Regions from separate parts of the Homo sapiens genome. Here region 2 is linked to region 1. Evidence: chromatin loops called from intact Hi-C (ENCODE). Cell type or tissue: breast epithelium. All regions are shown on one strand. Each heading gives the region's core, and the rest is flanking DNA. Links, peaks and the distances in the headings are about the cores only.

What was found. Hi-C counts contacts between places; a loop is a spot of excess contacts. Peaks named below come from ENCODE experiments on the same cell type or tissue, not always from the same donor. Only the 100,000 strongest peaks of a DNase experiment are listed, where the experiment ranks them.
Region 2: a loop joins it to region 1, with 21 times the contacts of the local background. A loop is called at or near these places in 3 of 110 quality-filtered maps.

The regions. Positions count from the first base shown.
Region 1 is chr7:155,750,249-155,755,649 of GRCh38, reverse strand. All of the region lies in intron 14 of RBM33 (RNA binding motif protein 33), which reads right to left. Among named protein-coding and RNA genes, the nearest start is that of SHH, 60 kb to the left of the region's middle. RefSeq lists enhancers at 1-728, 2,743-2,972. In breast epithelium, for the core only: no CTCF peak of the experiment used is centred there; no DNase peak of the experiment used is centred there.
Region 2 is chr7:155,364,369-155,369,769 of GRCh38, reverse strand. It overlaps BLACE (B cell acute lymphoblastic leukemia expressed), which reads left to right and starts at 1,837. Exons shown (of 6, transcript NR_103545.1): 1 at 1,837-1,961. It overlaps LOC105375593 (a long non-coding RNA gene), which reads right to left. Exons shown (of 3, transcript XR_928236.4): 1 at 5,304-5,401; 2 at 4,380-4,590. In breast epithelium, for the core only: no CTCF peak of the experiment used is centred there; no DNase peak of the experiment used is centred there; H3K27me3 peaks cover 1,273 bases.

The sequences.
Region 1 (5,401 bases), core at 160-5,159:
CAAGCAAATTGATTAACCCCCTCTATAGAAATCTCAACTCTTGATTATACCTATCAGACGCTAAGCAGCATTATTCTAGAGTGACAACACTTGACAAATTCCCCAACCATTTTTCTCAGCCTTTGTGGCCCTGCTAACTTGTATTAACCCTGATGAAAAATTAATTTTCCTTATCTTCTTCTAAACCCCAAAATCCAAATCCGCCAAACTGGCAACTCTTTCTGTAAAGGTATTATGAAAACCTCTAAAAGATTAATTGCATGTCTTCAGGTGACATTAAATTAATTTCTGTACTCATGACAGACATTTGATACTCCATACTGAGAGGACAGATAACATTGTCAGGACACACAGAAGGACAGGGGTGTAGTGTCCCAGGGCAGCCTCTTATGAATTCTCCTTTCGATAAGGCCATACTTCACTGTCACCGCCAATGTTGCTGATCTTACAGTCCAGAGACCTCACTGAACAGGTTTCTATTAACTACAACAATGCTGGGCCTATCCCTGTAATCTTTATAAAGCTCACTCAAAATGTGGACAATAAATGATATGCATGCTGTACGAAGTTTCTAAATATAAATACATTTAGGGCTTCTCATTTTTTTCTCTGAAGACTACTGGATTAAAGAAGAGGGGGTAAAAGAAAATATTAATAAACAGGCTCACATTCTCTTTCTTCTCTGCAATGAATTATCCTCATGAAATAGTAAGCATGCAAAACATGGGGAGCACTTACATCTAAAATACTGCCTATCTGGAACTAGGTCTACACAGGCAGAATTAAAACCAAATCCGTAAGGTTAGAGAGACCAGGTTGGACAGACCTCCTAACTACCAAGCTTCATGAAAGAAAAGGGTTCTCTTAGCACATGCATTTGACTTTCTAGTACGGTATGGTGAGAACGTGGCACAGTTATTCAAGTGCTTGCTCTCTCTCTTAACAGTCTACCTTTCTGACATTAGCTAGGCCTGGGGAGATCTTTAAAAAGCAAGATTAGCTGACCTTTGAAGGAACAAACCAAAGCCTTGAGCCTCTGAGGGGATCTCATACCCCAGGATTCTCCAATTTCGACAGCACAAATCTACCAGTCTAAAAAGTAAAGGATTACTAAAGTAAGCCAGGCACCTCCAGATGCTGTGGCTTATGAGGCAGGGTGTGAAGTCTAGCTCTTCCAGCCACACAGTCCCTCACAGAGGGGTGCAGCCCCAGGCTCTGAAAAGTGGCCCTTCCACCCTGCCCTGGAAGAGTGGCTCCAAAGGACCTGCTCTGTAGCACTGAGCAAGTTCTGCAGAACAGGTGACCAGGATCCTACCTGGGTAGGCTGTTGAAAGTTAGGGGAGGGAAGTTACCTAAGACATTGAAGAAAGCAGATTCCCCTTCTGGCTGGGGTGGGTGAGTGAGCTAATCCTGATTCCTAGCTGAAGGTGAATTATTTCTGACTCACCTGCTAATTTTACTCCCTAACATCATACCCCTAAAAAAATCATAAATTAATGAGTATGGAAATTCTTATGTGTTCAAAATGATTTATGTCCTCTAATGACCAATGGTCTATCTTGCCATGTTTAGAGGCCACATGATTAAGAATGCTTAAAAAGTAGTCTCCTTGGAAATTATCAATTCTGCCCACACTAAGACATTTCAAAGCTCTTAAAAACAAGTATTCATGCACAACTGTTTCTCCTCCAAAAGGAAGATGCTAGACTGTACGTCTTATCAAATAAGTGATTAATCAGGATTCTGTATGCCCTATTTTTCTTTCACTCTTTTGCTATTTGCCTGTTGGCCATTTTACCACTCATTAGCACCTTTAAACAAATGAGGTCAAACTCCACCCAGCCAACTTGGCAGGCATGAGGTGCCTGCCCCGCGCCTCCACGCTCCTCCCCTGCCCCAAGCACCTGAATGTGCATCTCTCGTGGCCCCCACCTCTGTGTCAAAAGCCATTTACACTCAGTCTCCCTTCCTGCCTAGTCTTCCCAGAACTGGCCTGTTGGAAATCCACCTGCAGCTCTGCCCTTCTCATGGGCAAGTTCAGACTGGGAACCCTACTTCTGAGTCGCTTCTATCTGGCCCCTCTCAGCTCCTCCTTAGCTCTGCTACTCATCCACTCCCAGGCGCTGCCAGAGATCATCCTAGGAAGTCACCTTCTGCCAGAAATCAAGCGACCAGAACAGCGGCATCCTCCTGTCCGGGACCTTAGAGGCTAAAAAACGTGGGTTCCCCTGAATGACACTCACAAGGTGGAGGCTCTGCCTTTGCATGGGTCTTCACCACAAACAAGTTACCACTGCAGATTTGCCACTTAACACAATTCAAACAGCAGCAAAACAGGATGTGAAATATCCCATTTTGCAAATCTAGAAAGGAGGACTTTCAGGAGGCAATAATAAATTTTTGCAGGAAATAATGCCCAGAAGAATTAGTAATGATTCATGCTTTTTGTCTTTTTCCAAATTTTGCTTACTTACTGGTATCATCTAAATGTCAACAGAAACAACTACTACTTTTATCATCAGAAGTACTGGGGAAAGGGGTAAGAACACTGCTAATTCCTCCTTTGCTATGCTTCAGTAAGAGAGTGCAAGCCATGTTGCCATTTTTAACACAGTATTTAAATATCTTAAACATTTATAATGTACCTGAAACTGCCTTACATCCTGGACACACAAAAAAAGACCAAAACCCCACTCAGGTAAGTAGCAGTAACATCAGGAGCCGGCTCTGAAAACACACGGTCAGATGAGAAGATCGGGCTGCAGAAGAGGAACAAAGAAAGGACGAACCAGTGTGCGTGGGAGCGGCCATCCAGGGAGGCGTCCCAGAAGACGACCCACTTGAGCTGCATCCAAAGTAATAAGTGGGCCAGAGGCATGAAACATGGCACCTCCAGAGAAGGAGCAGGAGTGACAGTAGCAAATTCTAACCCCAACCGAAGTGCTGAGGAATTTCCATGGGTTCTTAGACCAGTGGTTCTCACAGGGCGATGGGCGGCCTCAGAAGCATGTGATGCACGTTTCTGCCCAGCTCTCAACTCAGTGCTCAGCTGTGTCTCATGCCTTTCCATGTATCAACACTTAGGTTAGAACCTCAACAAAATTTGCAAATAATGACTGTCAATCTTTTGTTTGGGTTTATAGAGGATGAGGGACTCACTTTAAATATCTAAATAGTAATGTTTAATTCTTAGAACTATCAACTACAATAATTCAAAAAATGAAATCAAAATAGCAAAAATTACTTCCTAATTCCCACCAATGACCTATTTCAAAAAATACAGTACAAAAGCAGTATCTGTATGAGCCATTTTCCTTTCTTTGCAACTCACTGTAGAAGAATCAAAAATGTGCTGAGCGGGCCCAGAAGACAGGACAGACAAAAGCAGTGGGCACAACTGGCTCCCAGATCTCCACTCTAAGGACCTGGAGCTTCCAAGAAGCAGGACCAATTCCAGAGCCCATACAGAGAAAGAACAAGGTGAGCTCGAACATCTTCTTGCACCAGAAAGTGAGGACATGTTCCAAGAGTAATGGCAACAAATCAAAGGACACAGAAACCAGTTTAAAGGGGCTCTCACTGGTCAATCTGGTACAATTCTAAAATCAACATAAATAATGACAGTGACAGTTCATTGCATAAAGTAACAATTCATACACCCACACTGACATAAATAAATGAACAAATAGATGAAGGAGAAGTGTAAATTATCACAGCAGGAGCATGACAGCTAACAAATACAGGAGTGTTGGCATTAGAAAAACTTCAGTGCCTGCTAACAATAGTGAAAATTTGATCAGAAATGGGATATTTACATAGTCCCAATCGTCTCAAAGTATCTTCCTATAAATTACTTTACTAATTACAAAGGGTAAAACTGTAACATTACAGAGGAGAGACTTGGCAAACATCACTTTTACCCACCCGCCGCCCCATCAAAGTTAATCTTGTCAATATTGGACAAACCTCCCAACTGAATGCACTAAGAAGGACCCGATATCCCCTCTGGGGTGTTCCTGCCAAATATGGACAACCTGAAACCGATCAGGATGAATCATAAAATAACCCAAATTGAAGGGCATTCCCTCTGCTCTTTCAAAAGGTCAAGGGCAAGAAACAGCAGATTTAGGGGACACTATGAATATAATGCATGATCCTGGCTGGACCCTGAAAGGTGGGGGTTAGCTACAGAGGACATAATTGGTCCAGTGAATAAAATCTGAATATGTACTATGGATAAGATGATAGTATCAGTGCACAACAATTTTTATTTTTGATAATGTACAAATATGGTTTTGTAAGAGAGTATCTGTGTGCTGAATCATAACACACCATGTCTCCAACCTACTCTCAAAGGTTTGGGAAAGAAGGTTTTTGTGCATGCAAATGAACAAAAAGACAGACCAGGATAAAGCAAACTTGACAAAATGTAAACAACTGGTGAATCTGATAAAGAACGTATGAGAGTTTCTCCTACTGTTCTTAAAACTAAAATTATATTAAAACATTCCCTTTCCCACCTCCCCAAGCTCCACAAAACGGATCAGGTATATACATATCATTCCAAAAGTGGGAGTAACTTTTGAGAAGGTAGGAAGGGAAGAAATTTACAAATGCAGTCCAAAGCCATAAATGCATGATCCCACAAATAAACTGGGACCTTCGGCATGCAGCATTTTGACAGCCTTTTAAAAATAAAATACAAGAGCATCACAATTGGACAGCTGGCTTTCCTGCGGGGGCATTCTGTGCTGCTCCCATTTCTCTGTGTGGCCAACAGAATAAAGGACTGTTTACTTAATTTGCTGCCAAATTCTTAAAATTTTCATTAACTTGATTAGAATAAAGCAGCTGAATTGGTATTTGCTTTCATTTTCTTAAAGATCAATATAAACAGCCACTCCAAAAAAAAAAAAAACCATTTTCTTTTTCCTTCAACTAAAAGGGTGGTAACATTTATTGAGTTATTATCACATACTCAAGCACTGTACCACTAACTTTACATGATTATGACGTTTAATCCTTACAAGGATCCTGGGAGGAGAGTTGGTTCTCATTGTACTGATGAGGAAACTGGGATTCATTGAGGCCAGGCAACCAAGGTTACAGAGATGCAAAATGAAAACCAAGATGCAAACACTTCAAAGACTATACCATTCTCCCTAAATAGGAAGACAGAAACTGACCGCCTAAGGCAAAGAATTTCCCCTGGCACTTGTTTGTTCTAATTCCTTTTTCCTGTGTTTAATCACACAGACTGGTTTTAGATGACTATATAAGTTTACACTAAGTAAATATTTTATACTTTTTATATTTGCTGTTATTACTTGAATTGTTTTTCTGGGAATTATGTATAGGTTATGAACAAAATTATAATGTAACAAGGTTGTTCTTTTGGTTT
Region 2 (5,401 bases), core at 165-5,164, 390 kb after region 1:
TTTCTGTGTATCAGGAACCAACAAATACTAAGTAAGCACTTGCTGTGGCTAAATGCTTACCACATCGGCTGAGTAGGGGGTGTGCAGATGGGGGAGTCCCACAGCCCCCAAAACCAGCTACAACATCCACGTTTTACTCAGACAAGGGGCCCTCAAGCACCACCTCATGCCGAAGTGCTGCTTCACGTGAATAGAGCTAGGATTCTAAGCCAAAAGGCCTTTCTAGAACTTTCTGCATGTACCAAAGAAGCTGCTTCCACCTCACTGCCTCCTTTCCACTGTTAGTGTTCTGCTGAGGCTTCTCTTGGGCTCTGCCTCTCCCTGCCCAACACCTGAGAAAGGCCTGATCAGTGCTGGAGGCACTGGGTGGCACCTCTCCTGCGGACGTGCTTCCCACGTAAGGCAGGTATAGGGAGACCTGCCTGTCTAGAAAGACATATGTTTACATGTCAGAGAGAAACACAACACCTGCACTCTCTAACCATTTCCTGAAAGACCCCTCTTGACACACCTTAGGGGCTTCAGGGCCACACTGCCTGGCACAGCTGGTTCCCAGTGTGGACCTGTCTCCACTGCCAGCCCCTGCCCCACCCTCTCCACCTGAGTCCTGATCCCTGGTGACCAAGAGAGGCTGTGCTGCTTCTGGCCTTCACAGTAAGCCAGATGGCCTGGGAAGCGAGACTCTCTCTGCCTCCCAGCACTCCAGGCTGCAGTTGCTGTTTCATCATCCATGGGTGTAAAACACCAAGCAAGTGACATGATACAGAATGACCTCCCTGTGCTGGCAGTGGCACCACAGAAACAGGAAGACTCAGAGCCAGAAGCTGCCTGCGCAGATTGCCATTATGGAGCCTGGGAAATCAAGTCCTAGAAAGATTATCTGTTTTTTTTTTTTTTTTTGAGATAGGAGCTTGCTCTGTCGCCCAGGCTGGAGTGCAGTGGTGTGATCACTGCTCACTGCAGCCTCTGCCTTCTGGGCTCAAGCAATCCTCTAGCTTCATCCTCCCAAGTAGCTGGGACTACAGGCATGCGCCGCCATGCTTGGCTAATTTTTTAAACTTCTTGTAGAGACAAGGTCTCACTATGTTGCCCTGGTTGGTCTTGAACTCCTTGGCTCCAGTGATCCGCCTGCCTCCAGTGATCCTCCCACCTCGGCCTCCCAAAGTGCTGGGATTACAGGCATGAGCCACTGTACCTGTCCTAGAAAGATTAAAGGATACCTCTACGTCTACCTCTACCTCTACCTCTACCTCTACCTCTACCTCTACCTCTACCTCTAACCTCTAACCTCTAACCTCTAACCTCTACCTCTACCTCTACCTCTACCTCTCCCCACGGTCTCCTTCCACGGTCTCCCTCTGATGCCGAGCCGAAGCTGGACTGTACTGCTGCGATCTCGGCTCACTGCAACCTCCCTGCCTGATTCTCCTGCCTCAGCCTGCCGAGTGCCTGTGATTGCAGGCACGCGCCGCCACGCCTGACTGGTTTTCGTTTTTTTTTGGTGGAGACGGGGTTTCGCTGTGTTGGCCGGGCTGGTCTCCAGCTCCTAACCGCGAGTGATCCGCCAGCCTCGGCCTTCCGAGGTGCTGGGATTGCAGACGGAGTCTCGTTCACTCAGTGCTCAATGGTGCCCAGGCTGGAGTGCAGCGGCGTGATCTCGGCTCACTACAACCTACACCTCCCAGCCGCCTGCCTTGGCCTCCCAAAGAGCCGAGATTGCAGCCTCTGCCCGGCCGCCACCCCGTCTGGAAAGTGAGGAGCGTCTCTGCCTGGCCGCCCATCGTCTGAGAGGTGGGGAGCACCTCTGCCTGGCAACCACCCCGTCTGAGAAGTGAGGAGCCCCTCCGTCCAGCAGCCACCCCGTCTGGGAAGTGAGGAGCGTCTCCGCCCGGCAGCCACCCCGTCCGGGGGGGAGGTGGGGGGGGTCAGCCCCCCGCCCGGCCAGCCGCCCCGTCCGGGAGGTGAGGGGCTCCTCTGCCCGGCCGCCCCTACTGGGAAGTGAGGAGCCCCTCTGCCCGGCCAGTCGCCCCGTCCAGGAGGGAGGTGGGGGGGTCAGCCCCCCGCCCGGCCAGCCACCCAGTCCGGGAGGGGGGAGGGGGGTCAGCCCCCTGCCCGGCCAGCCGCCCCGTCCGGGAGGGAGGTGGGGGGATCAGCCCCCCGCCTGGCCAGCCGCCCCGTCCGGGAGGTGAGGGGCGCCTCTACCCGGCCGCCCCTACTGGGAAGTGAGGACTCCTCTGCCCGGCCAGCCGCCCCGTCCGGGAGGGAGGTGGGGGGTCAGCCCCCCGCCCGGCCAGCCGCCCCGTCCGGGAGGGAGGTGGGGGGATCAGCCCCCCGCCTGGCCAGCCGCCCCGTCCGGGAGGTGAGGGGCGCCTCTGCCCGGCTGCCCCTACTGGGAAGTGAGGAGCCCCTCTGCCCGGCCAGCCGCCTCGTCCGGGAGGGAGGTGGGGGGTCAGCCCCCCGCCCGGCCAGCCGCCCCGTCCGGGAGGGAGGTGGGGGGATCAGCCCCCCGCCCGGCCAGCCACCCCGTCCGGGAGGTGAGGGGCGCCTCTGCCCGGCCGCCCCTACTGGGAAGTGAGGAGCCCCTCTGCCCGGCCAGCCGCCCCGTCCGGGAGGGAGGTGGGGGGTCAGCCCCCCGCCCGGCCAGCCGCCCCGTCCGGGAGGGAGGTGGGGGGATCAGCCCCCCGCCCGGCCAGCCGCCCCGTCCGGGAGGTGAGGGGCGCCTCTGCCCGGCCGCCCCTACTGGGAAGTGAGGAGCCCCTCTGCCCGGCCAGCCGCCCCGTCCGGGAGGGAGGTGGGGGGGTCAGCCCCCCGCCCGGCCAGCCGCCCCGTCCGGGAGGTGAGGGGCGCCTCTGCCCGGCCGCCCCTACTGGGAAGTGAGGAGCCCCTCTGCCCGGCCAGCCGCCCCGTCCGGGAGGGAGGTGGGGGGGTCAGCCCCCCGCCCGGCCAGCCGCCCCGTCCGGGAGGTGAGGGGCGCCTCTGCCCGGCCGCCCCTACTGGGAAGTGAGGAGCCCCTCTGCCCGGCCAGCCGCCCCGTCCGGGAGGGAGGTGGCGGGGGTCAGCCCCCCGCCCGGCCAGCCGCCCCGTCCGGGAGGTGAGGGGCGCTTCTGCCCGGCCGCCCCTACTGGGAAGTGAGGAGCCCCTCTGCCCGGCCACGACCCCGTCTGGGAGGTGTGCCCAGCGGCTCATTGGGGATGGGCCATGATGACAATGGCGGCTTTGTGGAATAGAAAGGCGGGAAGGGTGGGGAAAAAATTGAGAAATCGGATGGTTGCCGGGTCTGTGTGGATAGAAGTAGACATGGGAGACTTTTCATTTTGTTCTGTACTAAGAAAAATTCTTCTGCCTTGGGATCCTGTTGATCTATGACCTTACCCCCAACCCCATGCTCTCTGAAACATGTGCTGTGTCCACTCAGGGTTAAATGGATTAAGGGCGGTGCAAGATGTGCTTTGTTAAACAGATGCTTGAAGGCAGCATGCTCGTTAAGAGTCATCACCACTCCCTAATCTTAAGTACCCAGGGACACAAACACTGCGGAAGGCCACAGGGTCCTCTGCCTAGGAAAACCAGAGACCTTTGTTCACTTGTTTATCTGCTGACCTTCCCTCCACTATTGTCCTATGACCCTGCCAAATCCCCTTCTGCAAGAAACACCCAAGAATGATCAATAAAAAAAAAAAAAAAAAAAAAAAGAAGAGTTCCAAAAAATTTAACAGCATTTCCAGCAATGATTATTTCTGAAATAAAAAGATATGAAACATAATTTATACAAAACTAAAAAAAAAAAAAAAAAAAAAAAAAAGGATTAAAGGATCAACCATCAGGTCCCTAACCACAGACCCAAAGACGGAAGCCTTGGCAGGTAATAGTAGTAGTAATAATAATAACAATAACCCACAGCATCGCCAGGCATCATGCAGCTCTGTGAGTGCAGCCCCATAGCAAGCCCCAAAGGTAGATGCTCTTCTTCTTCTCATCTTACAGAGGCACCCAGGGGCTTGGTGACTTCCCCAAGGCCACACAGCCTGCTAACTGTGCTAAGTGGTGACCCGTTCCCTTGAATGGTAACCACGCCATCTGGCTCAAAACTACTGGCCAGCACTGCCTCTCACAGAGACTCCTGTCCCATCCAATGTGGATAAATAAGCATAGATAAGAGAGAGGCGGAAGGAAGGCCCAGCCACCCACCCAGCTGCAGAGTCCCTGCCTTTAATCCTCAGAACCTGCCTGTCCCTGAGGGCAGATGTAATGAAAGAAGGTTTGAATCTTCTAGTTTTATCTGAAAGGACACAGCTGGCCCTGAATGCCGTTCACCCAATAACCCACACGGGAGAGACTCCAGATGTTGTCTTAATGCCCGAGCCTCAGCTCCCACTTACCCTCTTTCCTGGGCTTTGATCGCATGAGTCTTAATCCCCGCTGGTGACCTGGCCTCCATCCACCTGTTTCCGTCCACTATCTGGGAAGGCAGCAATGCCAACCTCTTCGGAATTCTTTGGCCTAAACACCTGTTCCCATCAACGATTCCTGTTCCTGAAACCTCCTGCCTTCCCAAGGGATGGCACCAACACAGCTGGAGTGAGGCTGTCACTGCTCCCTCCAGCAAATGTCCCCAAATCATCAAAAAAAAGGAAAGCTTAGTTAATATCTTGCAATTAAAAGTCAGGAGATGTGTCTGCTTAATAACAAATTAGATGATTTCTTCCAAAGTGGACAAAATATGATTAAAAGTTGAGATTCTTATTACACATCGAGAAAACTTAGCTCCCTACAAAAACAAAGAGTTTTGCTGTAGTTCATTCCAAGGCTTTGCAATGCAAACAACCATGAATGAAGACTTAGGAGCCTGCCTGGATGGTGGCTCTGAGCATGGGCTAAGCCCCCAGCAGGCTGAATTAGAGCTTACTAGCTGTGTGGCTTTGTCCTCCAACCTCTCTGAGTCTTATTCTCTTCCCTCCAAAGTGGGGCAGGAATCATAACCACAGATGCTGGGATGCTGCACGAGAGAAACTCTTGGGGATCAATTCCTGTCACTAACGCTAGCTGCTCTCAGCCACTCTTCTCTTTAGACCTCAGCAAGACCAGCGGGGCTCAGTCATGCCCGTCTGTACCCACAGCTGTCAATCCCAGGTCGAGGGCTTAGGTCAGGGAGAAGATGAAACGAGCCCAAGGAGGGAGGAATAGAAATAGGGCCACGGGGCAGAGAAGCAGAAGGTGCTGGGGTTGGGAGGAACTGGTGCTGTGGTCCCCCCTTCAGCTCTTTCTTGGACAGACACTCAAGAGTGTCCCATGGGGATACCCACGGTGTGTCTGCTCCTGCACAGCCCCTCTGGATGCCGATAGAGTCGGTTTGACGTTTGACCTGCCTCACGGGCCTTGCTTCACTCTTCCTGCGCATCTG